7 separate regions of the Mus musculus genome follow, and regions 2, 3, 4, 5, 6 and 7 are each linked to region 1. Evidence: chromatin loops called from intact Hi-C (ENCODE). Cell type or tissue: left cerebral cortex. All regions are shown on one strand.

Region 1 (4,000 bases):
TCTTTCTTTCTGTCTGTCTGTCTGTCTGTCTGTATTTCTTTCTTTCTTTCTTCTGTCTTCTTTATTTCTTTCTTTTCTTTTCTTCCTCTTCATATGCTAAAATGGATTTTCCAACTTCTACCACAAGGCTAAGGTTTTAAAGACTTTTGTTTACCTACAAAGGAAGGAACAATATCTAGAACAAATAATCCACCTTTATAATTGGTGTTCACTTAAAGCACATCAAATTCAACTGAAGTATGATTTCTTCAGCACAGATTCTCTGAAATCTTGCAGAAAATAATGCTGTTGCTTCTCTTGGTCTTAATATCATTTACATTAAACTTCTGACTAAGGACCTCTTACTGTTGCTCATTTAATGTGCAAGTTTTGATTATTACCTTAAAATTTCCTTTAACTAGCATTGATATATCATGTTTTCTTTAGGCACATTATATTATCAAAGGAGATATTGGCAAAGCATTCTTCTATGAATCAATTCCAAATTTGTGTTCGAGAAAAAATATAAAATATACACTCCAAAATAACTTTGCTTCAGATTTAATTTCTTAGTAGAAATAATTGCACACAAGAAGGCATCAATACAAAGTCATTGTCCTTTTTTTGTGACTTCTGTAAGGTAGTTGTGAATATAAAATACTGGTGTTTGGCAAAAACTGACTTATTAAATAAAATCATTAACTAAAACTCCTCCGTGGAAGTGATCTTCATACTCTACATGTGAATACATTTCTGTGAAGTAAAATGCAGCAATTTCTACCCTAGGAGACAGGAGGAATTGTTGGGTGGGCCCTCTCCCATCCATTCTCTCTGATTCTCCAAACACACTAGTTCTGACTCCTGAATGATTTTATAGGTTTTTTTTTTTTTTTTTTTTTTTTTTTAGAAATGCTCTTGTAATTGGAAAGTAGTTAAATTAGAAGCCAGAAGAAAACTCCTGAGTGGAATATGCCGGTTCTCTTTTCCCAGATCTTCCTTAACATTGAAAGTCTCATTAGCTTATTTGATTTTTAATTCTTGCAGAATATCATTATGGAACTTGTGTTTGTTAGAAAGGAAACAGTTTTGAACTCAGGAGCAATATAATTTGCTTGAGATTAGAGGAAGTGTTTCTTGGATAGAAGAACAAGACAGATTTTTTTTCCAATACTTGACTTAAAACCTAATACAATGTCCAAGCCAAAGGTTTACATAATCATCAACTATTTTCTAGCATCCTGGCGAGGTAACAGACATTAATCCAGGACACTCTTGGATTTTTCTTTCTCATGGTGTTATCAAACACAGAACTCCTGTCTTCAGGTGGTGCCATTCAACACATAAACTTTCTTTTCTTTCTTTCTTTCTTTCTTTCTTTCTTTCTTTCTTTCTTTCTTTCTTTCTTTCTTTGCATATGATGCTATGCTAATTTTGGAGTCAATACTTGAAGAATTTAGCAGTTTTGAAGTACAATCTTTAGCCAAAAAGGAAAAAAAAAAGGTACTTTCTGTTTTATTTATGAGGATAGAGCGTACTTCAAAACTGCTAGAAATGACTTTTGATGCTTCATGAGAAGTGTGGCTTACTTAAGTTCAGTCCTTTGAGCAACGAGAGTTTTATTGCCATCATGAACAAGCCTCTGGAATGCCAAGAGAACTCTCCTAAGTGCTTGCTTAAATGTCGTTGGCTTTTTTTTTTTTTTTTTTTTTTTTGAGGGAAAAACACTCCATTTCTAATTATAAGCAAAGGAGATCTTAGTTCAATGGAGGCACCAAAACACATCCGACCAAACAAAAGGCTCCTCAAATGTCCTCAAATATCGTTTCTTTCCTAATATTTTCCAGTAGGGGGAACTAAAGACTCGCCAAGCAGAGGCTTGCTTGGCTCAGGGACCTGCGTGAGTTCCTGTCAGGCGCTTTTATAATCACCTGAACAAGCATCAAACAGCTACCAAGCAAAGCTTTTGATCACACGTGGGTCCGGCCACAACGGCCATGTCAGGGCACCTTAGACAGTGGCAGGAATCGGATTGAAAGTGGCCTTCTCTAACTGTGCCCAGCCCTAATAGCATCTATTCGGTAGTTTTTGCTTGGACTGTATTCCCTTTTATCGTGCTTGGGCAGAAATTCCGCTCCAGCTCATGTTAGCCTAGTTGGGTTATCAGCGTTCCTAAATCAGAGGCTGCTTTTCCTAATTCTCTTTTAGAGGTCCTAAAAAGAGCGAAGGCTCTAGAAAACCACTTCCTCAAGTCTTTTGATCCTCGACCTCCTCCATTCCCAGAGTCTTCTGCAGGACTCATTTATCACAAGGTCCCGAATTATAGTCCGTGAGTGTTGAGAGGTCAGGAGGCAACTGAGCAACATTAGCCCGATGCCAGTCCTCCCCCTATTTTCTCTTGGGGATTCCGTAGTTAGCCATAGATCTTGGCTAAAACAAGCTGGCCGAGATTAGAGATACCCCTCCCCTACATCCACATAGTTGGTTTTGTGTGTGGTGCGGTGGGGGGTGGGCAAGTTCACTTACAACCACAGAGGGTGTATGTACACAAAACCTTTCTACTCCAATAGATACTTCTTTCACTCCCCTGCTCTCCCTGTTGGCCAGCTTCTTTCTGGTAAAAGGTGAACTCTGTGTGTGTGTGTGTGTGTGTGTGTATGTGTGTGTGTGTGTGTGTGTGTGTGTGTGTGTGTGTGTGTGTGTGGTGATTTTAACAGGTAATGAGGCTGTGCCCGGGGTCCTGGAAGATCATTTTTTTTTTCTAGAAAAGCTCTTGTGCAGCTCCAGCAGACGGAGCGATGAATAATTAGGAAGGGCTTCCATGAAATCACTCACCGAGAAAATTACCTGCCCATTAAACGGGCCGCGTGAAGAGCAGGAGGCTGGAAGCCCACCTCACCCCTCCAGAGGAGGGAGGGAGGGGGACGCCCAGGAGGCTCCCAGAATGGGAAAGAGTTGATGGCAGTCCTAGCGAGCCCGCAGCGGTTCCACATTGGTTTATTTCTGTCCCCCCAAGACTTATTCGCTTGCCTGGTTACCCTTGCTCCGCGGACCCCGGGGAGGGCTGTCTCCCCCTGCACGGGACAGTGATCGGGTGGAGGTGGAGATCCGCGTACACCCCTCCATCCTTCAACCCCTCCCGGGGATATACTGGGAGCAGCTCTTTCCTCCCCTCCTCTCCTGCTTCCTCGCCTTCCCTCCTCCAAGTCCTTCCAGCCCCCAGCAGCTGCTGGAGGAGGCGGTCGCAGCGCAGCCTCCGCCTCTGAAGCGGTGACTGTCCCGAAAGAGGCTGGAGGCAGCACTACTCCCGGAGGCTGGACCACGCGTGAGCATCCTCAGGGCTCCCAGGTCCGGAGCTCCTAGATCTGGCGGTGCTCGCCAGCAGCAGCTGGACGCTAGATCTCTCCGGGGCGGCCCCTCCCGGGTGGCCGCGGCCTCAGCTCAGCCCCTCCCTCTTCCCTTGCTTCTTCTCCTCGCCCTCCTCCTCGCTCCCTCACCACGTAGGAGTTCCCATTCTCCACCCAAGCCGTCCTGCCTTCCCCTTTTCCTTCCTTTTGGAAACCAGAGACTCCGAGGGAGGCGACCAGGCTGCGGAGGAGAGGGCCGGCTCACAAAGTGCTGCTTTGACACATCCTTAGGATGGAAGTTAAGTGAAAACAGAACCACACAAAACAAAACTCCGCGAAGTGGTGCTGCTACGGAGGAAACCAAGGGGAGAAAAACCCGGTGGGCAGGTCAATGGTTGCTTCGCAGCGCTTTGGCAAGTTTGTGGAACACTTTCTAGGAATTAGGTCTTTTTTGTACCCCCATCATCTTCTTGACTTCCGAAGAAAGAAGTTGTGTTTGGATTGCAATGGAGTCTAAGGAGACAGGGCTAGACGCACGTGAATAGTCCCGCCAGCTGGGCTGAATTTGTGGGAATTTAGAAAGACAGCCTGTGGAAGTGCAACGTCTCTGAAGTCCCCTGGGTTCATTCGGATGGCACCTAACGCGTCCCGTGACAGACCTCTTCACCAACAGCTTC
Region 2 (4,000 bases), 1.3 Mb after region 1:
GGTGGGCACAGGGGATTGCTTCCAAAAATCAATGCTCAAGGCCATTGTAAAGAAAGCCAAAGTACTTGCACATATGCATATGCAGGTCTGTGAACACTTGCTCTATAGATCACTGACTCTCTGATCACTCCTAGTACCACATAGATGCAATGTTAAGGAGCTGTATTGTTGAATAATGGCAAGATAAACAATTTTCTGACTTCTTCATTACCATGCAATCCTTTCTTCCAGATTCTTTTCTCTTCAGGGTGCTTTTACCCAGAGATCCTGAAACTGGGCAGAGGGGCCAAGTGTGAACGAGCATGGGAAGGTCTTCAGAAAGAGCACCCTGGAAAGACGAATTATTAGACTCATTCTGAGTCTTATCAGCCTGAAATTATATCTTTGGACATGTATTTATGAATACAGTCTACCTTGTGTAGGTAAAATTTATACCTCAAAGGAGGCAATCATTTCAGTTTAACATTATCCAACCAAAAGTAATTGTACCTGTGCTTAACAAGAAAGGAATTTTCTTCTGGTTATCATTCCCTAAACAATATAACCACTATTTACATACTTTCTACTATAGTTGATAGTATGTATCATTTAGAAATGACTTGAAGTATATTAGTAGCTATGCATGCAAACCTCTGGTCTTTGGAACCACTCCTCCTAGTGTCTGAGGAACGTTTCATCCTGTCAGTGAACTACTGTGATTTTGGTGTGTGTATGTGTGTGTGTGTGTGGGTGTGTGTGTGTGTGTTTGCGTTTATAAGGTAGCTCTTGTCCGTGTCTTTTATTTAATGACTTTGTGCAATTCAGGCATGAAACTGATCCCGGTTCTAAGATGAACACTTTCTAGTAGTCACTACAGCTGCCAGCTGCCCTTCCACCAGCTCTCAATCCCCTGCTTATCCTTCAAGCAAGTCTGGCGGTGAAGGCTATATATAGTAGGAATAAGATACCTTGAATGTTTCGCTGCAGGTTAGAAAAAGCTTTTCCAGGGTACAGGCCTGTGACTAAAATGATCTTGGAGAAGGCTAAGACTTAGGCACCTAAAGTCTGTGTGATATGGATAAGCAAGAAAGAAGCCCTGAGAAATGGTGTGGGGCCTCAGATTTCCTGTAATAGCAGGTAAGGTTGTTAGGCCCCACAGTCCTTGCTTGAAACCTAAACAGGTACAGCAACTCACCCTCAGGATCAATCCATTACTGAATTAGAAATACGACTGAATTTAGCAACAAATTTGTGCCAACATTACTTCTAGCAGCAGTAGGTTTTCAGCGGCAGATTGGCACCGTGACAGAGTCCATAATTTTCACAGTATGTGTTTCATAATTTGTCATGCACACTCTGATTGCCTGGCATATTGGCAGAGTCCACAGTGCTCTCTAAATGTCACCAGGCGCATTTGAGGATTTGTCATGCACGGTCTGAGCAAGTGACACAACACAGCGGAGTGGCCAGGTTCAGAGCTGATTTTTTTTTTTTTTTCTGCTCTCCCTGGTAAGCGGATGCTCTCGAGCTCAGCCACCAGTGACGAGGGCCTAGTGGGGGATGCACAGCCCGTCTCTTGGAGCTGCTGATTTTTAATTCTATGTCAAGTGATCGTATGGACGCTGCCAGGGGAAAATACTATTACGCGGCAGGTGCGACACACTGTACACTGCATTTCTTGCCCGATAATATTCTTTTCAAATCCTCTCTTGTAGTACACTTAACAGGTTTTTTTTTTTCATGCAAGCACAAAAAGCATCTAAGAAATTAGGGGAAAGGAATAAGGGAGGAGTGTGTGTGAAGAGAGGGGAGAGAAAGATATGCTACAGGAAATTGTTCAGTAAAGAGATCAAAGACAAGATGCCAGTGCTGATCTGAACAGAAATGGAGAGTGGTGTTGGCATTCAAGAATCCTGACTTAAACATCCTAATACCTGATTCCTGGAGGAACAGCTCCTGAGTTTAGGCAAATCAACCATTCTTTCTTGGCCTCAATTAATTGAGTTGGTTGGATGGGAACACCTCTAAGGGAGCTTTCATGTCCATACATCCCATTGTTCTAAGGCCGGCGCCTGAGTTTATTAATATCGTTCTGTCGCCTGACTCCTTTGCCTGCAGTGATTGTGTGAGACTTTCCAGTGTTTAGTAAAAGCTTCAAGAGCTACATCTGCTGGAAGCCTTTCATTGTCAGGGATCCCAGCCATCGTCTTACCACTTTTAGTCACTGTCTTTTAGGAGACGAAAGGAAATTAGTCTTATTTTATGCACGTGGGTTCCCTGGACGCACCTGTTACCATGAAATCTGTTTGATGATAAATAACTCACATATGCTCAAGAGCATTGTCTTGACATGTGCAGGAGAAACCTGCAGACATATGTTAAAAAAAAACAAAACAGGATCTCTGGCTTCACTTCTGCTGGTGGATTGGTGAACCTAGAGAAGTGCTCTGAGCCAACAAAGACCGTTTAAGTGGGAAGAAAAACTAAGATTGGAAGCGTTCCCATTTTCAAAGATCTACCATCAAACTCACACCTGCCCAGTTTCCAAATACACACATGTAAAAGCACACACACACATGCACATGCTCACACTCACATGTACAAACATACCACAAACACCATTTATAACATATGCCTATTAGCCAAGCGGGAACATGTTAAGTAAAACTATATTCAACATGTGAGACATTACAAAATTACTATATGGAAAAAAATCCTGAAGATAAAAGTCATCTGTGTAAGATCTATAGCTTTACCAGAACATTGGCTTCATTCTGAAATACCTATTTATAATTAGCCCTTGTTAAACTGTTATTTATATGACTGGGACAAGGAAGACAAGCAGCACCCCTCTCTGAGGTTTAGGGAAAATACACTCTTTAGCTCCTAACACATTTGCATGAACAATTCACTGCTATTCACACACATTGCCGACTTCCTGCTCTTAACCCAGTGATCCCTGAACCCTCACATGCTCAGATCTCACCAGAGTCCACAAAATTAAGTGAAGATAGGAGTTGGTCCAAACTTGAGTGTGTGATAAAAATATAGCATGTTGGGAGTTGCCATGCGGCCCCAAGGTTAAAGTTATTAACCACCAGGACCTGAGTTTGTATAGCAAATACTCACTTGAAAGCCTAGTGTGGTGTCACACAGATTTGTATCTCAAGTGCTGTGGGTTGGTGTAGACAGAGAGACAGACAGATTCCTAAAGCCACATCCCAGCCAGTTTGCCTGAATGATACATATCAAATTCAGTGATGGAGCATGTCTCAAAAAATAAGATGAGAGACATTGACGAAGATGACAGATGTCAACCTTTGGCCTCTGCATGAACATATGCAGACTGACACACCTCTCAAACTCACAAGGGAACCTACATTTAAATACCACACACACGCAAATGCACAGACATGAACACACAAACTTTGATGTCTTCTGTTCCAGACAGTTTTGTATGAAGATCTATATTGGAGTCTATAACCTTTTGTTACATTTGAATATACAAAACTGATTTCTCTTGATCATCGTTCAATCTTGTTATTCTAATATATACTTATATTCCATTTTCCCAAATATCTTTTTCACATTATAGACCAAAGTAGAAAACCGTATGCCTTTCATAGAATTACAGTTGAATATATATACAGCTAGTGAACTTCTCATAAATGATACTGATCATAAGGCACTCAGGAAAATATTTTATCTCCGTTTTGTACAAACAACGAAGACCCATTCTCTGAGATCCAGGTGATACGTGCAGAAACACCTATGCAGTCTGTAGTTTTACATGGTTAGTCATACAGAACTGTCCATCCTGTGGACAAATGTCTATTTGTAAGCAAGCATCTTTGTAGTTATATCATAAAGATCATTTCACCCACTAAAGGAGATGTTTATCTTTAGTTGTTTAGTTGTTCTAAATACACACACACACACACACACACACACACACACACACACAGACTAAATGCCTTGCTCACTTTATGAAATTGAAGTTTTTACTTGACCCAAAGCATTC
Region 3 (4,000 bases), 180 kb after region 1:
CATTTTCTGCTGCTTTTTTTGGGGGGGAGGGGGCGGGGGGAAGGAAGGTTGATGTTTAAGCGTGTAACTAGCTTAAATAGGAATACTCTTTTTCTAACAATAACTGTGCTAGTATCAACCTACCAAGGGATGAATCATATACATGTGGTTTTATATATATATATATATGATTGCATACATTTATATAGTCACAGTTTTAATGGAACTACAATATATTTTTTTAAATGAACATAACCTTGGCATAGGTATTGTAGATGAATCTTGCTATTATTTACTTATTAAATTAGAAACTTAGTGAACCAACAGCTCTGATATGTAAAGATGCATTATGGTCCTTTTAATTAGTAAGGCACTAGACTAACTGGGATATTCATTTCAAACTTCTACTATTAAACCATACTTTAGGGCTATTTTTCTCTACTGACTATTAAGAAGTAAGTTAAATTTGTAAGATTCTAAATAGTTTACTTTCTGTTTCTGTGATAAATACAATAACCAAACCCAACTTGAGAAGGAAGTGGTTCGTTTCATCATCCTACAGGTCATAGGTCATCCTTGAGGGAAGTCAGGACCGGGACTCTTGCAGGGCAAGGATATGAAGGCAGTAAATGAAGCAGAGAGCGTGCAGGAACACTGTATCCTGACTTGCTCTCTTCTATTCCGCTATGTTTCAGACACAGCCTAGGCACCACTACCCTGCCAAGAGATGGTTCTGTCCAAAGTAGGCTGGGAATTCTGCCATCAATCAGCAAGCTAGAAAATTTCTCACAGATATGGACAGCAGCCTCTGTGATTTGAGCAAGTCTCTTGTCCCAGATGACTACAGTTTGTGTAAAATTGACAATTAAAACTAACCAGTTAATAATGCCGTGCTATTAATAAATTCAAAGAGTAATTAAAATATAGTCAGATAGCTCCTGCACTTAACACTTGAAATTTCCTATTGAATAAAAGAAAAGACAAAAATCAACCTTATTGTTAATGAGTTTGTACTTTCTTGGGAACAAATGATATTATCACAAAATTTTCCTTGTATGTGACATCTGAAGCTGTGTGTGTGTGTGTATGTGTGTGTTGGTAGGTAAGGATAGAGAAGATGATTATAGGAAATTTCATCCTGAGGTTTTATGACCACATACACAATAAAGCATAGTTTATGGCTGTGCTTGGCTCAGTCCTGTATTATATGAAAGTGTCTTTTACAAGAGGAGAAGGTTTAAACAGGTAAGTATTGGGTACTGTTTCTAAGAGAGTTCTAATCATTGGGTGTTATTGATTTTGCATTTTGGGAACCCAGCTGATTTTTTTTACACTCAACAATGACCATTTTCCTTTCTTTTCTCCTGAAACTCCAAGGAACTATTTTAAGTCTCCCAAAATGTTCTAAGGCTATTAAGAAACAATATTTTTGGTAGGCAGTGAAATTAATTTAAACAAATACTTTAGAGAGAATGTACTCTTTGATTATAGCTGAGCTTCATCTGAGTTTATATAAGCTATCTCCTGAGAGGATATATTTTTCTGTCAAAGACATAGGCAGATTTATCTGTCATTTGATTTAAATGCTTATTTGATTCCTAAACACTTTACTACATAACTCATCATTGACAACCAATACAAGGGTGTGTTGGACCATGCTATGTTTAAAGGAAAATGTAAGGTAAATTCTTCAGAGGAAAAAGTAGGTAGGAACACTTTTAAAACATTTCACTTTCACAAAGAAAGGTATTTATTAGTTAGTGTTCATCTACCAAGTTATAAAACATTCCAAATAAACCATGATCTCCAGTTCAAATCTGTAAGTTTCCCATGCTGAGAAATGCTGTATTTATCTTAAACTTATCAATATGGATCCTGGTTTGGAATTAGGTGGTCCTATTCTCAAGAGCAGCTTGGAAGAGCTCCCAAGCTTTGAGACTCATCATTATTCTTGGAAGTGGCATGAGTGGGTTGTCATGGAGCTGTTGGAGAGATTGGCATTCTATTTTTGCCTTAAGAGAAATAAGATAGTCTTAGTCTTGTAATCATTTAGAATTATGTTGTGCTGTAGGTAGATGTTGCTTCATCCTTGTCCACTATATACATAGGTTTTATATGTTCATTGAGAGTGACTGGGATTTCCATATTTTCATCTCAAATAAGAGATCAAACGCCATCCCCTTCAATTATTTATTCAAAAATCCATTTGATGTCTTTCTCTCACTTTAAGGTCTGAATGGACTGCTCTACCAGCCACAACCCTGGTTCCCTTGGATCCTTGGATGAAAGACACACACACATTACCATATTTTTAATAGGCTGGGCACTTCTAAGCCTCCCAGAGCTAACCTGTCCTTACTTTCACTTTCAACTCTTACACCTCTAAATCTGCCTATTAGTTGTGTTTCTAACCTCCAGCCTGCTACCCCAGACCCAGTCAGGGAAGTGGAGATGGCCACTCCACTAGAGATCTCACATAGCTGATGGCTCACTCTCACTCTAAATCCTCTCTTCTCCTCCTGTGTCTACTAGCCTGCCTGTGGGAACCTGGAAGTCCCGCCTCTTCTGCCCAGCCATTGGCCACTAGCACCTATATTGATTGATCAAGAACCAACTGTGGAACAGGGCCTTCAGGTTTCACACACAGATTCCTGATCAGAGCTTCAGAACCACACCCCTATAGAAAGTTGTATTATTTAATTTTTACTATATTGAAAAATTTTATACTGAGGGAGGGTTATAAATATTTGAAATGTAAACCTACTATACACTTATCAGTCCATATTTATATGTACATATTTTGAAGTTAATTTCAACAAAATTATTCATTTATTTCTGTTAGAAATTATTTTTACTCTATATGCATGATGTGAGTGGTATGTTTGCTTGTGAGCATTCGTCTATGTGTGTATGTGTATGTGTGTGTGTGTGTGTGTGTGTGTGTGTGTGTGTGTGTGTGTGTGTGTGTGTGAGTATGAATGCAGATATGTGTATGCCAGGGCATGTGTGTGGTCTATATGTGGATGTTAGAGAACAACATTTGAGTTTCACCTTGCATCATGAATTTCTGTATCAAACTCAGAAGTAGGCTTATGTGGCAGGCAGTTTCGCCTGACGAGCCATCTCAACACCCCTAAAAGTCTTTCTTTTATCATAGAAAATTGAGAGTAGCTGATATGCATTTTATTATTTATAGGGCTCTATTTCTAACATCAGAAAGAAAGCAGTAGTCAACCGTCAAGCTATCAACTGTGAAGTGGAAGGTCATTCCCAGTGTCACTTTGGGGGCTCTGACAGAAGGTACTAGGGCTTAAGGTTATCCTACATAGGTTGACATGTCTCAAAGACAACGACAAAACTGTACAAGAAAAGTTTAAGCTTCACATACTAATACAAATGTACAATGTTTCCTTAACATTAATTTATCATAAACTTGGCCATTATTGCCAGCCCTGGGGATGCAGACACAGGAATATCTCTGTGAGTTTAAAGCCAGACTATTTTGTAGTAGGTGGTAAGCCAGTCTGGAGTATGTGTGTACTGAGACCCTATCTTAAAGTTCATAACTCTTTTTTAACTTCAGTCTCAGCGGATCCGCCATCTTCACACAGACATACATTCAGGCAAAAGACCACTGCACATAAAACGAAAACAAATAAGTCATTTAAAACTTAAAATAAAATTAATTTAGCAAACTATGGTATATCCATATCATAACCATGAAAAGATATTAAAAGAGCTATAAAAACATAGTATGAAACTTAATTTCACATCATAATTAAGTAAAATATGCTGACCAGGAAAAGCTAAATAGGCTCGACGTTGGCTGTTCAGAGCAGCTTAAGACATCCCTGACTTACAGTTCTCAGTGATCTCAACTTTATGGCATTCTTGAAAAGCAAAACTATAGAGACAGCAAAAAGATCAGTGGCTGTCATGGGTTGGATGAGAGTAGGAAAAAGTAGGAGGAACCCCGAGTGATTTTTTTTTTAACAGGGTAAAACTCTTCTGCATAATACTA
Region 4 (4,000 bases), 1.4 Mb after region 1:
TAACGAATCAATGTTTAAAACTGTGTAAAACACAAAACAAGACAAAGCAACCACTGGTCACCCCGAGCTTCAACTCTAAAACCTTTGTTAACTGCGACTTCCCCAACACTCCACAGTCTCTCGAGCCTTTCGCCATTTCACTGATGAAAACGATGATTTCTAGTGAGTACCGGACAAAAATCCACTTTATTCTAAGCATCTGCTTCTAAATGGAGACAGTTATGTCTTCACTGCCAGTGGACTTTCAAGTAGAGAGTTTGGGGGCTTTGCAATTCTTCATTTACAACAGAACCACTTACTGCTACGTAGGAATTTCTACCCTTGTTTCCCCGGTGGTAATTTTGTTTCCATAGGTTGCAAAATGCTTTAGCTAAGAAATGGGGGCTTATATTTTATTTTTTACGCATGTGCATGTGAGCTTGTGCACGCATGTTCGTGCACAGAGGCTACTGCCAAGAAAACTGAAGCCTACAGCTTAAGTATATACACAAAAGGTGCTGGCTAAACCACCAGGCATTCCAGATTTCCCTAAGAGGAAACGCTTCGATGCCAGAGGCTCCTGTGTGAATGCCGGGGCTGTGACTTACATGGAATTCCCCAGAACACAAAAATATGCTGTGGTTTAATTGGTGAATCTAGTGGATTTTTTTTTTCAGACTTCTTAGCTTTGGCAGTGAGTTGGAGACTGGCTTTGTTTCACAGGTATGAAAACAAGAAGTTAATAGTATCCAGGAGTGAAGAGATTAGAGCCTATTGCAAAGCCCTGGCTAGACGCAGGCAACCTGCTTCATTCAAATCCGTCTTTGTTATACAGCAAGTTCAGCAATGTTCCTGCCCGCTGCTTCTTAGATTCAGGAATCACACCATATTCTAGTAGTTAAACACATTATTCATCTCGACACTCAAAGGCACTCAGCAAGTTAAACAAATTTGAATTATAAAATAGTTTGTGTTGGATGGGTTTTTTTTTAATTTTTTCTTTCTTTTTTAAAAAATCATCTTAATATTACTGGATTTTTTGGGGGGTGGGATAGGTGGGGGTGGTGGTGAAAAAAAATCACCTTATTGTGGAAAATCCTTAAGCCTGTGTTTTATCCTCTGCTTCAGCCCCTTTCAGCTTTCTGCCACCTCGATTTGTGATTTCTCTGTGAATACATTACAACTCACTGAATAATAATCACTAAAAAAACATAAATGTGGGATTGAGGTTCATCTTAATTAGAGGTGAAAAAAAAATCTCTTTGTTAACAAGCTACCTAGATTTCTTCTTGCAAATGTACTTTTCCCTCCATATGTAGATGTGAATTATGCTAAATTCCTGCGGAGAACAAACATCACCCACAAGTTCCGAGCAACTGCCGCGTTCAGCAGGTTTTCAAGGGAACACCTTTCTTTGATCGTGTCTGCTAACCAGCTATATTTCTTAATCTTCCTAAGTGCCAAGGCCTAATCACTTTAACTCCTTTTCATCATTTGCTAAATCAGCACGCCTGCTTTTCTTGGGTAAACTGCTCCCTCTCGTGGTCAAGAACTGAGATGCAGCACTCATACAATAACTGCAAAAATTCCTTGGTTAACAGCTGAAGGGAGAGATCACTTCAAAGTAGGTGAACCAATTCAACATGGAAGTTTCACCTTTTAACAAAGGAAGCAATGTCAAAGACCAAAAAAAAAAAAAAGAAAGAAAGAAAGAAGGAAGGAATACCCATTTGGATCTAAAAACAAGCAAGATAATTACCTCCCTCCACTGCTGACGGCTTCGCCTCCTCTTTGATAAGTTACTAGAATATTATGAAAAAAAAGAGAGAGAGAGAAAGAGAACAATTAATAGACATGCTTATATAGCGGGAGCCATTAAATTCATGAACATCTTTCTAAATGCCATTCAATTTCCCTTCCTATCTAGAGGCTTTATAAAAAACCACTGCAAGATGTCACAGATTTTTGCTCTAGGAATGTTATAGAAGATGATTTTTAGAATAACCATACATCATTTTTAATTTCTCAGTGTCTCTCAATATGATTGCAAGGAGCAAAACTAAAAACTCCAGGACACTGTTACTAAATGGAACTAATTCTGATGTGCACCTGTAAGGATTTGTTCAGACTTTTTCACGAGATTAGATAGTTCTATGACTTCTGTATGTATAACTTTAAATTTTCAGGGAAAGAGACATGGCTAGATTGTCTTCCCAGACGAAAGCACAGACACATGCTCAAATAAACCCTCTTTGCACACACAAAGACTTAAGCCAAGTTGTGACAACTAACATGACCTGTTTTATACGTGGCTTACGATTTTATACGTGGCTTATGAAAACCCCTCGGGTATTGTGTTTCTATCAGACATTATATCTCCATCACACATGAATGAAAAAAAATCTTAATTTTCATTTTTTGCCAGAACAAAAAAACGAATTATAAATAGTTAGGCAAGGAGTTAAGAAGATTAGCTTTCCTGTAAATACAGACACATTTTTCTAAGAAGAAATGTGTTTTTAAAAGCTGCCAAGTTTCTGAGACTTAGAAAAACTCTAAACTGGAAGTCTGCTCGGGAGAGATAACTGTGTCCAGGGATCGCAGGAACTGGATTAAGGCGGAGGACACATAACTAAGGGACATCTTTGACTGCAGGTGATGGGAGAGGAGCGCCCATTCTGAAAGACACGGAATGGGCACATGTTGAAGACTCTGACTTGTTGGAAATGAGGTTTCACGTCTCACGTGGGATGGCGATTTTGGGGGTACCTCCGAGAATACTAATTCTATGGACAGAGAGTTACAAAGGACAAAAACTGTTCTGCTGCTGGAAAACGTGGAGGTTTGAGTCCAGGGGAGACCGATGCACTGCCCGGCGTTATCTAATCAGTCAGATGATTAGCGCATTCAATCATGCTGGGAGGTGAGGGGGAATGTGGTAGGAAAGGTGTGTTTGTTTAACAGGGACCCATGCACACAGGACTAAGATGCAATGTGGCATGCAGAATATGGGCCTGCATTCATTCAGTAGGTGAAAAAAGCAGCACCAACCATGTCTAGTTCAAATGCATGCCCGGCGGGAGTGAAGGAGATTGGGTGTTCTACTACGTGTGCGTGTCCTTTCCCCGAGTTCCAGCTCAGAACGAACTGGAACCAGCCACACAGCAGCACACCACACATGCCAAACTAACACACGGAAGGAAGAGGTTAAGTGCATACAGGTACCTGTTGGCGTGAAGGTAAAGGACGGGACTGAAAAATCAAAACAAAATATAAACTAGTTATTAAGCTGACGAGAGAAGGGGAACATATCACATTAGTATAAATCAAGCAGACAGCTGAACATAAAACAAATGTAAATAACCAAGCCGGTAGGTCTGACACGCTGATATATGAACAGCACCAATCTGAAGCCTTACCAAAAAAAAAAAAAAAAATGAAGCTTGTCTCTACAGGTACCATTCTGAAGTGTCTGACATTCTCACACTCTCAGGAGGGGGACTGTCTGGGTTAGCCCGCGGATGACCTTGCATTTAGTAACCTAGAGTCTGCCCACGGCCTTAGTGCAAACAGGGATTCTCTGCTGTTAATCATTTCTAAACACTGGGTGATGGATTCTTAAACAAGTATTATCAGGGTTCTGCTGGAACCTTATCTAGACATCTAAAAGTAAATGCTTATTAAGTGGAATAATAGCGGCGGGAGGCGAAGTGTGCTCCTTACTGGAAGGGAGAGAGGGAGGGGAGGGAAAGGAGAGCTAGAGAGACAGAGACAGAGAGACAGAGACAGAGACACACAGAGAGACACGGAGAGACAGAGACACACAGAGAGACAGAGAGAGAGACAAAGAGAGACAGAGACACACAGAGAGACACGGAGAGACAGAAATACACAGAGAGACAGAGAGAGAGACAAAGAGAGACAGAGACACACAGAGAGACAGAGAGAGACACAGAGAGAGAGACACACACACAGACACACACAGAGACACACAGAGAAACAGAATATGAATATCATAAAA
Region 5 (4,000 bases), 1.3 Mb after region 1:
CTACCAAGGTCACTACAAAACGTAGTTCAGTTAGTTGTTCACCTGGCTCTTTCGGTTGCTAGGATATATTTCTCCTGCCTCCCATGGCCAACTCAAAAGTCCCATCTCACCCCACAGTCACTTCAGCAACACAATTTGATCCTGATATTTACTCTCATCATCCTCCCCATGGAACCAGGATTACTTTCAATTAGAGAGCCACATGCTTGCAGGAAATTTGAGCCTTTCCTAGGCACAAGAAGCTTGGGTCATTATTTATCCAAGCCAGCACCGTATCCCAGGAACCTCCCGAGATGATAGAATCCATTTCCCACACGCGCTGATCCGTTGTGCAGCCACAGACTGTGCACGACTGCTGAGCCTTTGATGCACAGAATTTTTAATTGTATGTAATTTTAATTTAAGTTTCAAGTTACACGTGACTCGTGACAACATTATTAGATAGCATAGGTTCCAATCAGGGTGTTTCCTTATCACTCTCTAATAATTCATGCCGGAATTGACTTTTTGACAGCTATTTGGCTAGTTAGATACGAGACTGCCAGACTTCTAGAGAAGAGATCAAGAGTGAGTTCTTTCGTTGTTGTGTGAAGAAAAACTTAGAAGCCTTGTGGCCATCATGGGCAAGCCTCAGGGCAAGCACCTGTGCACTGAGGAGGTAGGGGTGGGGGCAGGGGAAAGTCATGTGTGTAGTTCAAATAATAATTAGTGTCTTCTAATATCATCTCAAATAAGCTCTTGGTGGGGAAGCATTATACTCTCCTCATAAACGCATCTGCATATCAACCTCTTCATTTTAAAATATCTCCCTTTGGCATTCCTTCCATATCTCTGGGTTAAAAATTATTCTCAGTAATGACATCTGCTTTTTGTGTCACCACATCATTTGCGTGTGCAAAGTCACCTGCTTTCTGATCTCAATTCCTTTGGCTGTACCTCTGAATATTCTTCCTTCACAAGCCTTCCAGACCCACAGGTAGGTCTCCAGTGGCTTTTGACGATCTGTCCCGAGCCAGTGATTAGCCTCTAGAGAGCAGACCAGTTTGATTTACCTTTGCTTGCTCATGGCTTAGCATTAAGATTATCCTTTTTCCTTCACTATGGTCTACTAATCTAGTCCCTTATATATGAAAAAGTATATAAATAAATGGGGCTGGAGAGATGGTTCAGTGATTAAATGTTCTTTGCGCTTTACGAACTCCATTTATTTACTGTGTTTATTTGTTGTTTGTTTTGTTTTTTGTTTTTTGTTTTTTTGTTTTTTTGGATTGGGGAGTTTGGGGGTCAAGGAAAAAGGCTGAAAACAGAACCACAGAACAAGACGGTTACAGTCTGGGGATCGTTTTCATCCTGCAGTCAAGGCCCATGGAACTTAGCTGACCCTAGACAGCAGCGTCACAGAGGACCAACTGCCGCCATGGAACTTGAGGAGAAATAAGTATATTTTATATGCCACTGCTGAGACAAAATTCTTGAGACTAGAGGCCTCTGGAATAAAGCTTATTCATACATGATAGCTATCAGCCAGAAAGCAAGGGGCCGTTTATGATTGTGGGATAAGCATCTCTTGTCTCCAGCAGCAAGACTGGATTTCAGATGGAGAAAACACCCTCCCTGCCTCCCTCATGTAAAATCCAGGCTCCTTTATGATGACAATCTGAGGAAAGAAGGCACAGTTTACTTACATCACGTGTATACTGGCTTCAGACACTCAGGGTGAGGCTACTTCTGTTGGGCACGGCTTTGGTTCTACAGTGTAGGGCCAAAAGGAGAAACAACTACAGCTCTGGATTGGAGTTTACAAACAGAGGTGGCGCCACCTAGAGGATTGATACAGAATTTCAGTTAGAGAATACATAATAAAGTTTTTTTTTTTTTCTTTTTTCCTTTATCTTGTAGTTTGGTACTAATTATGTTTCCTTCCGTTTTTGGATACTCCTGGGGATAAATATGGGACATCTCAGGAATTTTCTCTTACGACCACTAAGATTTTGGAGACGTTTGCTAATACAACAAAAGCGACATGTTCTAAGATTTTAACTTGCCAATCAAATTTTGGTAAGTCTCATGCTTCCTTCAGATCCATTGAATCATGAGTGCTACAGCATCCTAGCCTATGATGTAAACAAGTATAAGTGTGCATCAGGAAGCAGTGTAACGTTTAGGAAGGAGAACCAGAAAGGGTGAAATTACTACTGAGGAAGGACAGAATGCGTGCGTGCGCGCGCGCACACACACACTCTCGAGTACACGTAAACACACACACACACACACACACACACACACACACACACGAGTACACACAGGCACGCTCACACACAAGTCATCAAAGAGGGTATAACGCTAATTGTTTCCCAAGTTTTAACTTTGTCTTTTTTTTTTTTCTTTCTCTCTGTTTGTAAAATTGCAATCAACAGTGAAGATATAAAGCCCTAATGGATTCAGACCAGTCATTGCAACTGCATCGCGGTTCACTGACCCGAAGAGTTGGAAGATGAGGAGGGTGTTTGGGTGGCTATGTTATCTTAGCTGCATGGTGTTTTATTTGTGAATTCATTACTGTTAAGTGGGGTTTGATGTTTTTCTTTTTTCTCAAAATAAGGTTTCTTTGTGTAACAGCTTCCTCTGTTGACTCTGTAGACCAGGCTAGCCTCGAGATGAGCTTCCCTCTGCCTGGAGTGCTGGAATTAAAGGCATGGATCACCACTGTCTGGCACAATAAAATGATTTTTAAAGTTTTTACACATAATTTGAATTTGCAAGATTCTTTGCAAACAGGCCCAATAAAGACCTTTCTGCCCCTCCCCACTTTCCTGCTTTGACAGTATGGTGTCTGTGGGGATGGATTTGATTTATGAGTCTTTGGGACAATGTAAAGTCGTAGGTTCAACACAATTAAGACAACACAGTCAGCATATTCTTCAGTTGTATGCATTTTACTAATTCCCTGCAAGCGCCAGGCTTAGCACCTTCTGATGTCCTTTCATCCTTTCCCTGGCACAGGCGTGCACCCTTCAGATTGTGACATCAGTTATCTCCCTCCAAACCCTTCTGAGGTTCTTTCTCCATAATTGTGAGATTTATCATGGCAACGTTTTCTGTTTCCTTATCTTTCTTGACCACGGAGAAAAGCAAAATCTTTTAAGAGTTGACCAAGAGTTGAATGAAGCACTGTGGCATTTTAGTAAGGGACCCATCAAATACCCATGGAACGCAAAACTCCACAGAATTAGTCATCCGAAATAATAAATCGTCGTCCCCGCGCCAGCGTTTGCAGACTGCAGCCCTGACCACACACACACACACACACACACACTTCTCCTGTGGCTGCCAATCAAATACAGACATCCTTGTCCAGAACCCAGATGACTCAGCACAAAAAGAACTGCGACCTGTTACTACTGAGCATTTCATCGCAGAGAATGCCCCCCAAAAAGAGAGCTTAAAACGCAGCAAACCTTAGCCCACTGCTAACAGAAATGAGAGCCTCGGAAAGAGATGCCCAAGCGTCCTCTCACAATCTAGGAAACTGATCTACGCGCCCCCTGCTTAGACAACCAATGTTGTTTTTTTTTTCCTCCCCCTCTGTTTCCCTCAAAGTCACTTTCATCTTCCTTTATAAAACTTTCATGGAAAGCTATTGAATGACTTGAGGAACAAGTTCCCCAGCTATAAACAAATACACACAATGTGAATGCAAATCCCCTCTACTCGGTATGGGTCTTTGGGAGGCCATTGCCCCTGGGCAGTTCTGTCCTGCTGGGGTGGAGCCCGCCGTGTGGATGTTTGATTTGCTTTGAAGTCTGACAAGCCACCTTGAAAATGTTTTCCAGAGACCATTGCCCGAGTCTCCGAATTAGTCATTAATACGGTTGGGACAAACTGAAGTGCATATGAACAGCGTTAAACACACACTCCTTTGTTGTGGTTATTATGGTCATTTAAATGAAAGAATCTGAACAGCAGGGGCCTGTTGGGCTGGCTATCTTAATGATTCTTT
Region 6 (4,000 bases), 360 kb after region 1:
GTAAACTCTAATGCCTTCAGTTCGGACTAACAAGGTGGGAGGAGAGATATGACCTCTTTGGATCATGAATAAAACAGTGCGATATTTACTTGACAAGACTCTGCTGCTCACTTTATTCAAATGGACAGATGCAGCAAGAGGGGAGAATGGAATCCTGAACTTTGAGTTTAAACATGTTGCTTATGTACATTTGAAACTTAAAGTCGTATTTAAATAACTCTATTATCTCTCTTTTCTCCTTTTCCTTTTCTTCTCTTTCTCCCCCTCTCCCCATGGCAACTCCCCTGGCCTAACTCCTTGGTGCAGTGAACTTATTAGAGAGCAACTTCCCAATAAACTGGCTATATATATATATATATATATATATATATATATATATATGAAGAGAAACAAAAAAGAAAACAATTGAATTATATTTTTATAAATATACATAATTGATAGTTGATTCTCTCAAAATGTTTGCTTGCTGTAGTCACAAGGTATATGAAAGGTACTGCAGAGCAGTAGAGAAAACTGTAAAAGTGATGGGCACACACAATAGCCAACAACCACCTGCAAGCAGCCTTTCTGGCATCTACATGTTCTATGCTTTGGCAGAAGAGTTGAGGCTCATGAAATAGAAACTAGGCTGAAATTCGTATCAGACAGATGGCCACTTGTAATTACTCCATCAATGTAAATTCCATTAAAAAAAAACTAGTGTGTTTACTTCCCTGTTTATTTATTTATTTATTCCCAAATCCACATCTTAGAAAAGTAAAAGGCCCCATCAGAAGTGCCAAAAAAATTGGTCTGTCCTCTGGGGACCATATTGAGTAGCCTTATTTGATGATCATATCATCTGCGTAGTTATAGATTTTTCAATTAAATGCACTCTTATCTTCTAGCTCAGAGCAATGGGTATCGTTGGTGGACTCAGTCCTTTTTCTAGAAGTACTCAGACACACTCACTCAGGGAAAACAGATATATTAATGGGGTGTAAATCTTGCTCTGAAGTAATGTGAACTCCCAACAAATTTTCCTTAATATAGATGCTTCCTAAATGCTATCTTTCTCTCAACATAATGTAGTTTGCATAACTTTCAAGTTTTCATTTTTTTAAAGAGTTTTCTGTGAATCTGGGGACCTTAATACCCCATGAACAATTTTGGGGACTCAAGTTCTTTAAGGGAGAAAAGAAGAACTGATTAAACATTAATTAGCATCAAGCCACAACTTCCTCATAAGCTAATGGGTAGGGTATGCAGATCCTTTTCAAATATCAGATGCAAGGCTTTCCAAAACTAAGGCTTCCAAGTGTTGATGGTGTGCCAAGTGCTGGCTCCTTCACAGCAAAGCAAAGGAAATGATTGCCAGAGACAGGCCTGGAGTCTGCCGTGGTCAGATGTCACCAGTTTGCAGTGCCACATGTGATCCAAGAGTTTATGAATGATCTCAACACTTGGTCCCCAAGGAGAACATATGCATTACAGAGGTTACGGATACAAATTACAGAGAGCGCAATGTTTCCATGCAACTTCTAAGAATCCTTCAGCAGATTTTAAACATTAATGGAAAACATTAAAGAAGACTTGGCACTCTGAGCAAGACTCCAAATTATACTGTGGGTGAGGACAGAGCAGAGCTAAAAAAAGGATGGAAGAATAAAGACTTGGCTAAGGAGCTTGGCGCTGGCCATCCCTCTTGCGTGAATTGTGTGTTTTGTGTATTTTATTCCCAACAGAATTCCGGGCTTCACAAAGTGCTATGACTTGAAAATGAGCAAGTCACAGGGCATCCTTGTTTATTCAACACGCTCCAGTTCATACTGCTGCTTATCTGCATCATTTGCTGAGGGAAATTTGCTTATACAAAGCGTGTTTCGGGAGGGGTGGGGTGGGGGTCTGGAATTGTCAGCTTGCTGCAGGGGTGCCAGGGTGTCAGCTTGCACAGCAGCACGAGGATGTTTCCCCACTGAGCAATTTCTTTCCCATTTCCCTTCTGTGCATGAGAAACCACTTATAATTTGTCCCCCAGATATAAGATTGTGTTCTGTATATAGCTGGTAGCTGATCTGTCCTTTCTAATCATACATTGTGTGATCTGTCCTCTCTAATCATACATTATGCATCTGTAGTGAATATAATAAAATATTTTTAAGGACAATTACTTTGAAGATTTGATTTTAATACAGTAAAGGATAAGAAAAAGAAAGAATGTGTTCGTTGTGTTATCAGTGGGTAGCTTTTGGTTGCAAAAGCAAACTGGCTTTAATATGAAGGAAACTTAACTTGAAAACCAGGGACTTGGTGCTGTGTCTAGGGTTGATCTGCCCAAGCACACCACAGAGCAGAAGTATCTTCCCAGCTCTTGCACCAGCTTCATCAAAACCTGGAGCTTCCCTGAGATCCTAGCAGGGCTGCCAGGAATGACCATGTAGAAAAAGGATGCTTTCATTATAGATGTAATGGAAATGCAGCACTTCGTTAATGTTGGAAATAATCCTGACCGATTCTACTGTTGATGCTTGGTAGGAGATGGTGGTGGTAGGGTAAGGGAGGGCCTGTGCCTGATTTTACAGATGGCCATCTCCTCTGTATTTGTATACGAGTCTGAGACTCACAATTCTGTACACCTATCAAAGTTGCTATTTTTTTTGGTTCTTGCATGAAAGTATACAACCTGCTAAACACCTCAATGTGCCTGGCTTTCCTGTTAGACAAGGTGAGGAATGAAAACAGATGCTGCCCCTTAAATCCAAGCAACTCAAGTTTTTCTTCAAATTGCCATTTTAAAACTAAATTGAAAACATTGTGGCTTACACCAAATAATAAAAAGATTGCAATATAAGACTTGAGATTTAAGGTTCAATCAACCAATGAATAATATCTGATTAATTTTTTTTGTGTGTGTGTGTGGCCCCTCAAGAAGGAAGCTTTGGAAAAATACCGTCTCTAGATTAAGTATATAGAAGAAGAATTTTCTTATGAACGGTTAGGAAACTGGCAACCGCAGAGCAGTTACATGCATGAGAACTGAATAAGCCAAAGCCAGAGAACAAAGTGGCAGCTTAGAGACAAAAGACGTTTAAAGCATTAATGAAAATTAGTAATTAGTTGTTTCTGTGTAACTAGGGTAGAAGAGTTATGGACACATTTATTGCAAGGTTTGAGATATAATTAGAAACATAGTTCTAAGCAACACCAGCATTGTATTAAGGAGAGAATTTTAGTTCAACCTTGTGGTAGTTTGAATAAATTAACCCTATAGACTCATGCATTTGAATGCTCAGTCACCAAGGAGAAAACTGTCTGAAACGATTAGAAGGTTCAGAAGGTATGACCTCATTAGAGGAAGTGTATCCATGGGAGTGGGCTTTTAAAATGCTCACACTGTAAGACTCCGGGGAGCCTTAGCTTACCAGGGACCCCCTGAGTGGAACATGCGGAGCCAGGGTCCTTGCAAAAAGCAAGAGGAACGTATTGTTCCAGTGTACTGGGGTCTTCCCAGACCCAAAGGAGAGGCAGCGACCCCCAGCACCATTTCAGCAAGTTCTTATATGGTTTCCAGGGGCAGTACAGAGCATCAGCAACTAGGCACAATATGATTGGCAGAACAGTGTACCCTTTAAACTGATTGGTCTTTAGGGAATGAGGTGGCAAGGACTTCCCTTGTCTGAAGGTGAGCAGTGGTCAGTCCTGTGGAATGTGTCCCCACCCACAGGTCTATTCCTGCCCTGTGGTCTGAGAAATGCTAATTAGCCTCTCCCTCTTGAAGGGCAAATGTTTCAAGACCTTCCCAAAGTTCCAATGCTGACCTTTTCTCCTTCTCTGCCTTCAGATCAGGATGTTATGGTCTCAGATACTTCTCCTGCACCTATCAATGTGTAGCTGAGTGCTTTCATTTATAAGACTTGTTTCGGTCATGGTATCTCTTCACAGAGGTGAAGCAGTAATGCAGTCAAACCTCTGGAGAGTGAGCAAACAATTGGTACGGCTTTTTTTTTTTTTTTTTTTTTTT
Region 7 (4,000 bases), 270 kb before region 1:
CTGTGCAATGCTTCACTGGTCTTTTTTGGTCCTCGATCATAGACAGAAAAGCACCAAAGGTCTTCTAATGGTAATACAGCTGATTCTGGCCCCTCTTTCTCTCTGACTGTTGCCAAATTGGTGGAGCCTTGCTCTTTCTGCAGGATCAAGCTGCTGGCACTGATTCTGTTTAGTGTTTGCTATTGAACTGGACTCCTAGTATCCTGACAATAAAGAGTGGAATTGCCTCAAGGACATACAGGTCAACTGTACCATTTTCCTATTAATCTTCTTTTTCCCCTACCTCTGGTTGATGGGCTAGAAGGGCAGTTGAAGCAATTGAAAACTCTAAGTAAAGTTGATCTTTAAAAAAATCTGAGCCTACAAAGACCAGAATCTTCTAGACTATTTTGTAACAATAATGTTGGGAACATGTGGGAGTGTTTTCAATACTTTTAGTACTCATTTTTGAAGATTTTTGTCCCATTCTATACAAAGTGAGTTCTCTAATATCAGAAGAATAAATTGACACGTTTTCTATAAAATTGAGAAAATTTAATTCTTAGAAAGGCACAGAAAACCTGACTTGGAGGGAGTAAAATGTGGTTCTCTATTGAAAGATCTATACCGGTTTGGAGTCAGAAACTTGAAGAAAATAAAGTTGACAGAATTGTTTAACACAAAGCCTCAGAATCTCCACTGGTTTGCATCTGTGTAGAATCAGATAGGGCTGAGATTACACAGAACATATTTTAGAACACAAAGATATGAATAAAGTGGAAAATGATTTGTTAGTAGTGAAGAACTCATTACAGTACCAAACAAAATGTTTACAATTTGATTGTTAATTAAGCAAAATATATCTTACATCTCACTATTGTATTCATATACAGAGATTATTGCAGATGTTATTTATATGTATCACTAAAACAGATTGATAAATATTGCTAAAGTATTAGGTGAAATATTTTTTGAAGGACAGATGGTAGACAAGAAAGAGAGCTTAAAGTTCAGAATTATTTCTTTGTTTCTTTGCTTTTTAGCTCCTTTTGTCACTATTTTCCTTCAGAGAGTAATGGTTAGAAAAGGAAAGATAAAGGCTTTACAATCAAATTTTATGACCCATCTCATTCATAGACCCATAACTTGAAACTTACATCTCATTTTATTATTTTTAACATATCCATAGTTAACACTGAAGAAGCAATAAACAAATAACACATGAAATAAAAAAAATTTCATGATCTTGACTCCAACTGCAAATATATCATAATAAGAAAACACTTTTTATTTTTCTCTCTGTTAATTTGAATTTTATTGAAGGCTTATTTGGACAAAATTCTTTAATTTGGTGGTGGTTTGACATTCTTAAAGCAATTTTTCTTTTCAACATGGCAGTTTCTTGGAGACTTAAGTATATGATACATTGCATATAATTCATAGTAACCATTGCAGGTCATTTACTGAGAAAGATTCAAATGAGAGATAGCTATTTCAGAAGACAGAACTGGTCATGATCATGTATTTCAGCATTTTAATTTATTTTATTGAATTTCCTTTTTCTTGAGTTTATGGCATTAACCAGCAGGGGCTGCTCTTAGCATTGCAGGCAAGCTAAATTTCTGCAGAGTTGAATTATTTAATGTCCTAGCTGTTGGTGTAAGTAAAGTGCTTTCAGGTTGGCGTGCAACTCGTGAAAACACAGCCCTTGTCTTGTTTGGGCTGATTTTGTTGTTTTTCTTTTCCTTGATGCTTTGTCTTCGAGCCTCCAATATCTGCAATCCTCTCCTGTTAATTAAAATACTATTTCCTCCTGTTCATCTCTATAAATATTTTATCAGTACAGATATGATAAAGGAAAGACAATTAGAGACTTTGTGTTCAAAAGATAAAGTATATTTTTAATAGAAACAGTGAGAAGAAAGAGAATAGAATTTCCTTAGCCATTGTCATTTCGAGCAGAGCTGACTCTCTTTAGGGCAGTTCCCACTAATATAGAGAGCAATTTCAGTTTTAAAAACTACAGGATTCTTTGCAGTAGACTATTGAAGAAGCTAGGAGGCTGGCTATGTCAAGTGGCTTCTGAGGGTTTATGTGGAAAGATTCTGAGACATTCTGTGCATTAAGGTCTGCACACAAAGGTGGTGATTGTCACAAGTTAGCTTTACCAAGTGTATTACAGATACCACACTGAAGAGATGAGACCATGACCCCTTCCCAACTCCTAAATTGTACTGAGATTTTTTTTCCCAGCCTTGCTGCTCTGTGTTTTATTTATGCCACAACCTTTTTGGAAAAGCTCCCAATGGTTAAATAAATCATGTCTTATGATAGCTAAGTGTTATAACTAAGAAAGTCTGGTTACTTAGTAATGTTAATATTGTTCTTTTTATTATTTCCAACTAAGAAACATACTGCTGATGAGAGACCATTAAGCCTTTCTGAGTAGCTAAATTATATGTTGGATCAGGTTCCCTTTTCAATAACCCATTCAAGGACATCTCAAGGTTAGTGAGAATAATATATTTGACTTAGTCATATGTAGACTCAGCACTAACTATGGAGTTGAGTCTCTTTCTATTTTACACAGACATACAGATCTAGCATTCTTGTATTATAGCAAATATTATGAGGGTCCCCTAGAGGAACAGAAATGATTATTAAATTGTCATATGCAATGGGTTCTGGATAGTCTATCAATAAATGTCTAACATCAGAGTGGCTGAGGACCAGTAGATGCTCAGTCTTGGAGGCTGGATGTCTCAGCCATATCAATCTGTGGCTAAGGGTAGGATACCCACTACTCTTCCAATTCAAAACTGGAGTAGCTGAATTCTGGTGTCAGTGGAAAAATGCAGCAACAAGAATGTAGATGAAGTTGCCAGCAAACAAAATGGAGACACGAAAGCTTTCTCCTCTTTCCACCTTCTTTTATCTAGGCTGCCTCCAGAAGGCACAGAGCACATTTAAGGGTGCTCTTCTGAATTCAAATAATCTAAATAAATAAAAAAAAACTAATTAAAATCAACCACCAAAAGAAATGTATGCCCAGGTGTTTGCTACTTCACTGTTTCTTCATCTAGTCAAGTTGTCAATCAAGGTCATCACAGGCAGAATAGAAAGTGCAAAGCAGTTTACAAAATTAGGATGCTAATTGGTCCTGTGTGACCAATCTATATTCCATATTATATACATTGTCATTTTTAAGTGGAGATGATGTTGCTCACACTATATACATTTTCTTTACATCATCTTTTCTATACTGTAATCAGGAGGAACTATAAAGTAGTTGTGTGATTAAATAATCCTCAGTATTACCTTAAGAAGTAATTTGATTATGGGTCCCCCCCTTTTTTGAAAGGTTTGCATTATTGATCAATTACAATTCCTTTGTAAGTACAGAGGCAGATGCTTGCAGCCAATCATTGGACTGAGCACATGGTCCCCAATGGAGGAGTTAGAGAAAGAACTGAAGGAGCTGAAGGGGTTTGCAACCCTATAGGAAGAACAACAATATCAACCAACCAGAGCTCCCAGGGTCTAAACCACCAACCAAGGACTACTCATGGAGGGACCCATAGCTCCTGCCCTATATGTAGCAAAGGATAGCCTTATCTGGCATCAGTGGCGGGGGAAGCGGAGGGAGCTTGGTCCTGTGAAGGCTAGATGCCCCAGTGTAGGTGAATTGGAGGGCAAAGAGGTAAGACTGAGTTGGTGGGTGGGGGAACACCCTCATAGAAGTGGGGGGGGGGATGGGCCTTCTGGAGGGGCAACCAGGAAAGGGGATAATATTTGAAATGTAAATAAAGAAAATATCTAGTAAAAAAGGGGAAAAAAAGAATTCCTTTGTAAAGCAGTTTATAAAAATAAGCAAATGAGTACTTACTTTGCATTTAGTATTCATTCATTTATTTAGTGATAAAAACCAGCTTTTCAAATGGCAGGAAAAAAATTAGTTTACATATCAAAAGTTATCTTCTAGTACTTTGCAATGCCATTCAAAATGGTGTGAGTGAAGTTC

What was found. Hi-C counts contacts between places; a loop is a spot of excess contacts. Peaks named below come from ENCODE experiments on the same cell type or tissue, not always from the same donor. Only the 100,000 strongest peaks of a DNase experiment are listed, where the experiment ranks them.
Region 2: a loop joins it to region 1, with 5 times the contacts of the local background. A loop is called at or near these places in 14 of 42 quality-filtered maps.
Region 3: it touches region 1 in a loop (4-fold over the local background); 8 of 42 quality-filtered maps call a loop at or near these places.
Region 4: it touches region 1 in a loop (13-fold over the local background); 14 of 42 quality-filtered maps call a loop at or near these places.
Region 5: a loop joins it to region 1, with 11 times the contacts of the local background. A loop is called at or near these places in 14 of 42 quality-filtered maps.
Region 6: a loop joins it to region 1, with 4 times the contacts of the local background. A loop is called at or near these places in 2 of 42 quality-filtered maps.
Region 7: it touches region 1 in a loop (2.7-fold over the local background); 3 of 42 quality-filtered maps call a loop at or near these places.

What each region holds. Positions count from the first base shown.
Region 1 is chr16:74,411,062-74,415,061 of GRCm38, reverse strand. It overlaps Robo2 (roundabout guidance receptor 2), which reads left to right and starts at 3,237. Exons shown (of 28, transcript NM_175549.5): 1 at 3,237-4,000. In left cerebral cortex, a CTCF peak has its summit at 1,830 (motif pointing right); DNase peaks (open chromatin) are centred at 1,976, 3,292, 3,453 and 3,850; H3K4me3 peaks cover 2,082 bases; H3K27ac peaks cover 1,753 bases.
Region 2 is chr16:73,103,071-73,107,070 of GRCm38, reverse strand. The region is part of intron 3 of 4930500H12Rik (a long non-coding RNA gene); the gene reads right to left. Among named protein-coding and RNA genes, the nearest start is that of 4930500H12Rik, 33 kb to the right of the region's middle. In left cerebral cortex, no CTCF peak of the experiment used is centred here; DNase peaks (open chromatin) are centred at 785, 1,327 and 2,005.
Region 3 is chr16:74,230,509-74,234,508 of GRCm38, reverse strand. The region is part of intron 2 of Robo2 (roundabout guidance receptor 2); the gene reads left to right. Among named protein-coding and RNA genes, the nearest start is that of Mir691, 110 kb to the left of the region's middle. In left cerebral cortex, no CTCF peak of the experiment used is centred here; DNase peaks (open chromatin) are centred at 692 and 1,933.
Region 4 is chr16:72,992,898-72,996,897 of GRCm38, reverse strand. Robo1 (roundabout guidance receptor 1) reads right to left here. Exons shown (of 29, transcript NM_019413.2): 18 at 3,205-3,231; 19 at 1,739-1,781. Among named protein-coding and RNA genes, the nearest start is that of Gm52247, 35 kb to the right of the region's middle. In left cerebral cortex, a CTCF peak has its summit at 1,524 (motif pointing left); a DNase peak (open chromatin) is centred at 1,506.
Region 5 is chr16:73,096,727-73,100,726 of GRCm38, reverse strand. It overlaps 4930500H12Rik (a long non-coding RNA gene), which reads right to left. Exons shown (of 4, transcript XR_876153.2): 3 at 1,686-1,820. Among named protein-coding and RNA genes, the nearest start is that of 4930500H12Rik, 26 kb to the right of the region's middle. In left cerebral cortex, a CTCF peak has its summit at 1,823 (motif pointing left); DNase peaks (open chromatin) are centred at 1,786 and 3,277.
Region 6 is chr16:74,053,015-74,057,014 of GRCm38, reverse strand. All of the region lies in intron 2 of Robo2 (roundabout guidance receptor 2), which reads left to right. Among named protein-coding and RNA genes, the nearest start is that of Gm22163, 4.0 kb to the left of the region's middle. In left cerebral cortex, no CTCF peak of the experiment used is centred here; DNase peaks (open chromatin) are centred at 1,377 and 1,605.
Region 7 is chr16:74,681,155-74,685,154 of GRCm38, reverse strand. It overlaps a transcript of Robo2 not described here. Among named protein-coding and RNA genes, the nearest start is that of Gm52242, 63 kb to the right of the region's middle. In left cerebral cortex, a CTCF peak has its summit at 1,560; a DNase peak (open chromatin) is centred at 1,601.